Regions from separate parts of the Homo sapiens genome. Here region 1 is linked to region 2. The links are chromatin loops, found by intact Hi-C in ENCODE. Cell type or tissue: Caco-2. All regions are shown on one strand.

What was found. Peaks named below come from ENCODE experiments on the same cell type or tissue, not always from the same donor. Only the 100,000 strongest peaks of a DNase experiment are listed, where the experiment ranks them.
Region 1: it touches region 2 in a loop (6-fold over the local background); 1 of 110 quality-filtered maps calls a loop at or near these places.

The regions. Positions count from the first base shown.
Region 1 is chr10:121,830,788-121,835,787 of GRCh38, forward strand. All of the region lies in intron 10 of ATE1 (arginyltransferase 1), which reads right to left. Among named protein-coding and RNA genes, the nearest start is that of ATE1, 95 kb to the right of the region's middle. In Caco-2, no CTCF peak of the experiment used is centred here; a DNase peak (open chromatin) is centred at 2,834.
Region 2 is chr10:121,770,391-121,775,390 of GRCh38, forward strand. All of the region lies in intron 11 of ATE1 (arginyltransferase 1), which reads right to left. Among named protein-coding and RNA genes, the nearest start is that of ATE1, 160 kb to the right of the region's middle. In Caco-2, no CTCF peak of the experiment used is centred here; DNase peaks (open chromatin) are centred at 2,231 and 2,701.

The DNA of each region.
Region 1 (5,000 bases), 60 kb after region 2:
TCTATCATTATCTCACAAATACTTACAAAATCACTAGGTTTACTTCAGATTTTCGGAATTCCCCCTCCCAAGAAGAAATAATGGGAACGTAATATATTGGAAAAAATTTAAAGTTTTATTTAAATGGGAACATTGAGTCCCAGATTGTCTTTCTCTACTTTGGACTGTAGCTCAGTTTCCTAAGTTGTGATCATGTTTCCAAATTCTAAACATATTAATTTTGGGGACTTGGGAATGAAACACTATAATTCCTGAAATCACAAGTTATTCTTAATACTTCCAATATTCTTCAGACTCCTTACTCATTATAATGGATATCTTAAAAATTACTTAATAAGAAATACTAAGGTTAGTAGTATTACAAATATCTTTAGCCTATAGTGAATACTAAAACATTGGAAAACTCCAGTGAACATTGTTAGATACTGTTTCGAATAACCTAACATTTGGATTTCTTGGCAAATAAGCAGCACTACACACATACGTTTATTTATAAACTTATTTTGCTTCCAAAATTTGTTATTTCTTGGAACACTAACTCATATTTTGCATATAAACTTATTAATATTTATATTTACACTGTTATTTACATCATTATCAGCAGACAGACAACACACACACACATTCCATAACACAGCTACAAGCAAGACTGACTGATTAGACGACGACTGCTCCCTCCTCTGCACTCGTGTCCTGCTTCCTGCGAATGTCAACCTTAACTGTCAGCTCCGCAAGTCAGGCTTTCCTCCTGTCCTTTCTTTTGACTTGACATCCATTGGATTCCTTCAACCTAGTAACATTTCATGCTGACTGCTTAGTTTTAATTCTTGAAGGACAATTCTAATACTTTCTCTCAATTTCCTGATTTGTCAATTGATTTTTGTCAAGACTCATGATTTGAAAAAACATAAATTTTCTAAAAAAATGGCAGAAAGAAATTCCCACATGGCAACATTAGTTTTCATGTCAGCTTTACTTTATTTAAAAAAAGACCAATCTGCTTTTGAAGTAATTTCTACCAACCCAAACCAGCCACTAATTCCAGTAAATGTATATAATCAGTCATCTTTTATAATGATACTTGTTGCTCTAAAGATCTACAGTCACAGTAACTTGCTATTTTAAAAACAGGAATGAAGTGGCAATAATCTATAGTGACCATAAATTATTCTGAATTGCCCAGCTTTATCCCTAAGTAAACAGAAATTACAGTCTTAGCTTCTGATGCAATATTTGGAAGAGGGACTAAAGGAGTGACATGATCTTCCGCCACACACCCTGACTAGTCCTCCTGAAATTCAATAGCTCAGTTTGTGGGATAAGTAGGAATATTACAATGGTGCTAGCATAGAAAGGATACTCTTTTCTGATCTCTGTGGCCTAGCACTGAGTATTAGATTGCCATTAATTATAACATACAGGTTGGAGTCCTAGCACAAATGTACCAATTTCTCCTCACTCCAATGGAGCAAACTAACCATTTTATTCAGAATAAATACCTGAGCTCAAAGAGACTTTTTTTGTCCTAAACAGATAAAGCTAAAGCTGACAGACATCCCATGGCACAATATAAGATTTGTTACTTAAAGGTTCCCTACGTTGTAGCACTATCCCCTAACAGAGCTCAGCGTCTGATATGGTTAGGCTCTGTGTCCCCACCTAAATCTCATCTTGAATTGTACTCCCATAATTTGCACGTGTTGTGGGAGGGACCTAGTGGGAGATAATCTGAATCAAGGGGGTGGTTCCCCCCATAATGTTATCATGGTAGTGAATGTCTCACGATATCTGATGGTTTTATTAGGGGTTTCCGCTTTTGCATCTTCCTCATTTTCTCTTGCCACCGCCACGTAAGAAGTGTCTTTTACCTCCCCACTATGATTCTGAGGCCTCTCCAGCCATGTGGAGTTGTAAGTCCAATTAAACCTCTTTTTCTTCCCAGTCTCAGTTATATCTTTATCAGCAGCGTGAAAACGGACTAATACTCTGCCATTGGCCTCTAAGTAAAAGACAAGTGTCCGCAATTCTGGGAACTTTCAGAGAGAGGTAGTATTGGTATTCAGTAATATATGCCTTTCCTTTTCCCCAGCATCTAAACTAATCTAAGAAGTCTGGTTAACAACAAGAGCAGGCATTTAGAAATTTGGATGTCATTTATCAGTATACAAACAGAGAGAGCCTTGACAGGTCCCAACAAAAGCTCAGGTAATGATTTTATGAATGCTACCCAACTAGGTAGAGTCTATACTGAAATGCAGATAACAACCTGTCTAATTTCTACATTACTCCCATTTACAGTTGCAAAAACTGAGACCAGATGAAGTCAAGCAACTTCTCCAAACTGTTACACATTCCTGTGTCACCACCTCCCTTTGCTATCAGAGTATTTATCAATACTCAAAGATAATCAGTCACAATACCTATCACATTCTGTTAGAACTGCGTATCTGTTACTAAGTTATAACCTATTTGTAAAGGGGAAGCCATCCCATTCATGCTCAACAAATCTTTGTTAAAAAAAAAAAAAGAAGGCATTTCTCACTATCCTACATACTCGTCAGCTCTCTGCATTAGTATTTTCATTCATTAGTTCAACAAATGTATATTAAGCATTAAATACCTACTATGTAGCAGGCACATTGTTTGCCACCTGGGACACAAGAAGTTAAATGTCAATTAGATTCTCATGGAATGTATGCACAGGAGATAGACTAGTTCTGGGAAGAAATGTAAACTGCTATGGGGTAGGTGGGTGAATGATGAAATCTAGTCTTAAGAGTCCAGTAGAGATTACTGGAGTTGAAAAATGATAAGATGGGGAATTTGCAAGCTTGGGGGAGGGGCAAAGGGAAGGGGAAAAAAAACGACAGTACAGTACAGATAAAGGTCTCAAGTGGGGGTAAAAATGGGAATTCTCTAGTTGGTCAGTGTTCCATGTTCTAGGCCACAGATGACAGGGCAAAGATAGGAGCTTCTTCAATAGGAGTAATTCTGAATTTAATAAACAGAAAACAGCAAACTTTAAAATGGGGAATAATTATCTTTCTAGTTCCTCATGAGGCTCTCAGCTGTGAAAAAATAATCTGGTACAGTGATTCTCTAGTCTGACTTCATATCAGAATCTTCTGAGCATTAAACAAATCTGATGCCCATGGTTGATCCCAGAGTTCAATTACTTAAAATCTCTGAAGATATGGCCTAAGCACAGGTCTTATGAAAATGTTCTCCAGGTCATAAACTCCAGTCAAAACTGACGACTGCAGCAACTAAAGGCTAGGCAGTGCTACACTAGCTGTTTCCTCAGTGTCTTTCTGAAATGACCCTAAAACTTCCCATTGGCTGACTTTGTGACATTCAAATCTTAGCCTAAACATTTGTCCTCAGAGAGGACCCTCTGACTACACAATCTAAAGTAGCCACACTCAGTTAATTAATGTCTACCACACAGCACTCATCCCTATCTGACATCTGTCTTCTTGATTACTGTTAGTGAACCACTAGAATGGAAGTTCCAAGAAATCAGGGATCTTGCCTGTATTGTTCATGGCTGTTATTTCCAGTAGGATCTGAATAAACATTTCCTGGATGAAGGAAGAAAGTAAACCAGAAGGCAAGCAGGCATGGGGGTACCTCTCATATAAATGGAATTAAACAAAAAATAAATATTTTGAAGCTATAATTCTTATGGATTTGGATTGGATATAATTAAGGTAGACTGAAAAGCACATAGGGTATTTTTAAAATCTTTAACTTAAAACTATACACAGGCTGGCTTGAACTTCCAAGCAGGGCTCTACCTAGGAAGGAGACAAAAGAATAAAAAATATTTAGTCTGGACTAGAGTCAACAAAGGTGTCAGCAAAACATCTTCATGAAGAGGAAAAGGATGATGAAACTATATTCAACATTTCCACGAATGGAAAAGAAGAAAAAAGAAAAAAAACAAAGACCCAGGTTAAAATATAGGGCAAATTAGAATTTAGCTTAGGCATAATGAAAAACTTTCAAGAGAAATGCTGTGAGACTGGAACGGCCATCACAGATGAGACATAAAAGTGAAATCTGTGCAAGTCCTTAAGTCTAGTATGAAAATACTTCATTTGAATGGGTCGTGTACTACATAAAGGAAGATTAATATAAGGACAGCCAGAGTTTTCTTTGAGTCTTATAAATACATTAAAGTATCTTGAGTACTAGAGTTTTCTGCTCTGAACTAATTTAGATCTAGTACCAGATGAAAATGAGCCAGAAGGATAAAACACTAGTAAAAACGTAAGCAAATCATTATTTTTAGGCAAAACGGAAATATGCTCATACTTTTCCTTCTGTACAGAACATATGTTAAGGCCCATCAAGTGAATTAGTAATTCAGGCATAAAGGAAGTTTTTGAAGATAACCAAATTCAGGGGTTATCTCCCTACAATGTACACTGAAATATGAGCTCAAAAGAAAATCTCCAAATGCCAGGACACCTTGATCAGCTTACCTGGACTGTCAATGTAAAACCAGCAAGGCACTGCTTTTTCACTGGTCTCTCAAAGCCAGTGTTACTTTCAGAATCCATAATTTCTGAAATCGAACCATCTCCCCAGTCATTCAGTGCTTAACATCAAAGATTTGGAAATATAATCATCCCCAAATGTAATTAATCACCAAGTCCTGTGAATTATTCCTTTGTAAGAAAGAAAAAAGGCTGGGGGAGGGGGGTGGGGATTTATTGATTTAAAGAGATTTAAGAGACACATCGCAAATATAATGTATGAACCTTACTGAGTCCTAAGTCAAACAAATTGACTGTAAAAAAGATTATGAGACAATAAAGGAAACAGGAAATAGGAACACTGATCAGATGATATTTGGAAACGCTGCTAATACTTTCTAGGTATATGATGAAATTGTGATTACATTTTCAAAATGCCCTTATCTTTTAGAAATACACACTACAATATTGGCAGATTAAGTGATACTTTTGATTTGCTCCAAAATAATTCAAGAGAGG
Region 2 (5,000 bases):
TTTAACATAAAAGTCCCTAATAATCTGAGATTAGCAAAGGTAGTATTTCAGGATACTGCTGATTTTTATAAACAAAAGCAAAACTATAGCGTTTTATGTACAAATTTAAAATATTTTCAGGTTTCATTATGTCTCATGTTCTTTAAAACTATTTGCTTTTGAGCCTAAAGACGAATTACTTCTTTGTGGTTTAAAATTCAAACAATGCTATAAACCTAATTCTTTGATCAATAAAGCCAAACTTTAATAAGTCTGACCTGACTTAATAAAACAATAACTCACTGTGGTTGATTCTTACTTATTGTTCAAGATAAGTGGGGGATTTATAAGATATTTCCTTAACTAAAAAAAAAAAAAAAAACTCTTATTAGAACCTTTCATTGTTCACAATTTCAAAATAATACTTTACACATTCATTCTTTAAAAGAATCTTAAATGAATGAATGAATGCCTAAAACATCTTGCATATAAAACACTGAAGCCTTAAAGCAAGAACAGCACTTAACCAGTAAAAGCTTGCAAAAAAAAATTCTAAATAAAGAAACATTTCACATGAGCGAACGAAACCAAGGCTTGGAGGGTGGCGGGGGGAGAAACAAACAAACCACCAAATTAGATCCCTCAAAAAATGCCACAAAAAGCTGAGGTAACTGAAGTTACACACAACCATCTCTCTCTACTTTATTTATTTATTTTTTTGAGACAGAGTCCCACTTTGTCACCCAGGCTGGAGTGCAGTGGCGCAATCTCCGCTCACTGCAAACTCCACCTCCCGGCTTCAAGCAATTCTCTATCTCAGCCTCCCAAGTAGCTGGGATTATAGGCGCCTGCCACCATGCCTGGCTAATTTTTGTATTTTTAGTAGAGACGGGGTTTCACCATCTTGGCCAGGCTGGTCTTGAACTCCTGACCTCGTGATCCACCCGCCTTGGCCTCCCAAAGTGCTGGGATTACAGGTGTGAGCCACCGTGCCCGGCCTCTCTCTACTTTAAATAGTGATTTTCTGAATGCCAAAATAATGACAATCAGTTTGTTTAGATTATAGAACCATTCCTAATATGAACATAGGGAGTACTTATCTAGGAAGAAAGGCTACAAGGAAATTCATCTTCTAACCCCAGAATCACCAGCCATTATTCAGTTTATCTTAAGGTCCTAAAGCTTGTTCACACTCCAGACATGAAACACACTTTAGTTTTATTTTTAATCCCAAACAATGGTCGGAGAGCAAAGGCCAATAAACAGAGCTAATGGTTATGGTAAATGTTTTCAAGTTATTTTATGCAAACAAATTAGAGGAAATGTAACTCTTAGGTCCTTTTTAAAAAATGCAAAGACTTTACATTTCCATTCATTTCTATCTGCTCTCAAAATGTGGAGACTAAAATGGAATGAGCAAAACAGCTCAATACTTGAAAAAAATTAGCAGCAAAGAAAATGCACGTGACATTCATTTTACGCTTTGGTCAACACACTTAGAAAAATGCAGTTTCACATCTCAGCAACTTTATTTCTGTAAACCATTACTGTGATTTTAGTTTCTTCTTTACTGTAACCATTTAAAAGTGGTGCTTTTAAATTCAGAAAATCCCTGTCATTTGTAAGAACAATATTCTCGTTGTTCTTTATCATTTTATAAGTGGACAGCCTTCCCAACATGACAGTAAACTCCTTGAGGGCTGGAACAGAATTTTATACTTTGTATACCCCCACTGCCCAGACACCACATTCCCCAGACATCAGGGATACAAAGACAAGGATATAGCGCCAAACTGGCATCCAATAAATGTCTGTGGTTTGTGGCGATGATCTTCATTTCATGTTCTTCAGAGACAAGCTACAGAAGACATCTGCAGGGCCAACTACCCGCTTTTATCAACTTTCTTGTTAATTAGTACCACATGTTTATTACTCAACGTCTGAATTCTCAAATTAAATCATTCTTGGATTATTTTTCTTCATTTCTGAATGTGTTATAAATGTTGAAATTAATCAGGTCATGATCACTTTAAAATGTGCTGTCTTGATCCATTTTTAGAACAAGAATGGTATTATGTGAAATCTTCGTAAAACTCTTGTTAATTAACCACAAAAAAACTTAAGAAAGCAATGCTAATGCAAGGGGCCCATCAAAAACACCCCAGACTTATTCGGAATGAAAGGCCCTGTCTCACGCCTCACAGCCTGAAGTAGTCTGTGTTTGCTTCTCCAGAGAGGCGAGGAATCCAGAAACAAAGTCACGTCATGCTCCATACCCAAGCTCCATATCTTTCAGTAACTGCTAAAGCTCAACTGATGATTTGTATGGTGAGAAGAATTTGGGCCCAAACCAGATAGTAAATCATAGCCAAAGTCAACCGCTTAAGCAGAATTTACAGATACTTTTGAGATAGCCATGAACTACAAATTGCTTTGCCGCTATTTAAAAAACTTGTTGGTTAATAGTCCAAATTCAATGTGCATAATCAACTAAGATTTCTGATTCCATTCTCTTTGACTACTAGGTTGGAACATGCAATCCACTTCTACAAAGCAAACTTCTCTCTCTGAGGTGTTACACAAAAAGTTCTAAAGAGAATAAGCTTTGCTATGTTCTGCTCAGAGGAAGGAATGTTTTCTTTAAACCTCTTATAGCTACTCAGGTTTTGGTGTTTTGCTTTTATCTTTATTGGACCCTCCCACTCCCTTCTTTGTGCTACCAGTCCAAAGGAATGTACCATTACTTCAGAGCTTCTGCCCTGCTTTCGTTAGTTTACATTTACTTATAATGGAATCCATTTGTTATCTGCTGATTTAAATCTCCCCAAATGACCTAATGCTCTTGGTTTTCGTTTTTATTTCATTACACTACACTTTTCATGTGTACTTTGAAGCAATGTTTAAACAATGAAAAGGTGTAGGAGACCCTATCATAAAAATATTAAAACGCTCTTCTTGTCATTCAATAAGCAAGGTAACCAGCAACCAAGTCGATAGGGCAAAATTTTATCATCAATACATTGAAACTCTGGACAGTAACAGCAGTAAAACAATTGTTTTGTTCCAGGCCCATCTTGGGACTCTCTCCTGTGTCTCCTATCAGTTCTAACAGAGTTTGACACAGAAACTGAGTCCCTGTCTTCACAATGCTCAGCTTACATGATTTATTCACAAGTCCCTAAAGGTTGAGACTTTAAGTAAATTCCAGCTTTTGGGCATTTAAAACAAACCTTTACGAACTCTTCTTACATCCAGGGACTTTTTTTTTAAAGTCTTGAACCTATTATATAACAGTAACAGAAAACTACAGAATCAGAAGGTCCTATATACAGCAGTATTGCACAGTCCTTTTAATTCAAACATTTCTGTGAAATATTTTTTTAAAATACCAATTATTCCTTGAGTGTATTTTGAAAAACAAAGTATTGTGACTAGAAACAAAACAGTACTATAAAGCACAGCTTTTTCCACTCTGCATACTCCCTTCTTCTTGAAAAATCACAATTTTAAAGCATTATTTGTTTTCAAAAATATTTTCAAGTACATAGTTATGAAATGGCTGTAGTTTCTACAAAGTCAAGACTATGCTCCAAAAGCAAACTCTAGTAACACCAGCAAATTCAAAACGTGAAAATGAACTAAATGGTACTTCCACTTTTTCTTGTCATCTTGAATGCAGTTTAAATGTTTTAAGAAAACATATTCCAAAACCCTAATTTTAAAAATGACAATATAACACAGTGGTTGATCAGCTTCGTTGCAAGAGAGCCTTTGGTTTATCAATGGATACGCAATAATGGATTCTTGAACAGGATGTTTTTTAAAAAGAGACATTAAAATACAGTTCAATTTACAATCACTGGACTGCATGAACTTTTAAAAACACGCATTATTTTAAATGATTATGCAAATTTGGTAAGCGAGTTGAAATATACTTATTTACATTCAGTTAGTATATCATGGTATCTAATCCCCCCTCCTCCCCAATACTCTCTAACTTCAAAGTTTGCACAGGTCAAGGTCAGAAAATTAAGCAATGTCATTAACCTAGAAAAAAATTTTTTGGTTTAATTTGAGGGTTTGAGAAATTATATGTCATTACTTTAAAATGAAGATCAAAGCTCTCATACAAGCAATCATTTGCTCTGGATTTATAAGGTCAGTACAGATGGCAGGTGAGAAAAATGCCAATGAAGAAGTTCAAACAGCTCTAGTATTATTACAGAGCTTTACAGAGCACGTTCATTACATTCTTTCTTAAGCAATCATCACACTTCACAACTTACTCTGGAAGAGACAGAAACTGTGTTCTTTACTAAGGGAACTTCGATCTAAATGTAAAATTAGAACTCAAAGTTCCTGACATCAAGGCTCAGATTCCTGTATTTAAACTTCTCTGCTGTTCGCTCAACAAAGAAATTATCTGTGCTGATGAAATTATCTGTGCAACTTACAATTAAATGACCCCCCCCAAAAAAATGAAGATTAAAAAAAGAAATGAATTAATTTGAAATTTCCCTGACACACTCAAATGCATCTTTGACTATATTACAAAATGAATAAGCACGGTATTTCAGTCTAGAGTATGTCCAAATACAAGCCTGTAAGGTCACACCTTTCTCAAAAGGCAGACACATGTGGAGAAACCAGACACTTGGCAGACAGACAGTTACATTGCAAAGAAAACAAAAGCAAAGAGTTATTTTAAACATACGGTACACAGTTGTGCAGTTTGCTAAAACAGATAAACAATATTGTATAATACTACAGAATAGAATTTTGTTTAGTTTTGGATAGTTTTCAGTTAACTATCTAGTTGAGGACATAATCTTTGGATGTAGTTGACCAATAAAACTACAAAATTTGACCCCAGTAAAATATACAAAATATTAAAATCTTAATTACTACTGATAGTAAACCCTTTATGAGAACATAAAGCCTGTCAGAGAGTGGGGGGCAAGGGGAGGGAGAGCATTAGGGCAAATACCTAATGCATGTGGGGCTTAAAACCTAGTTGAAGG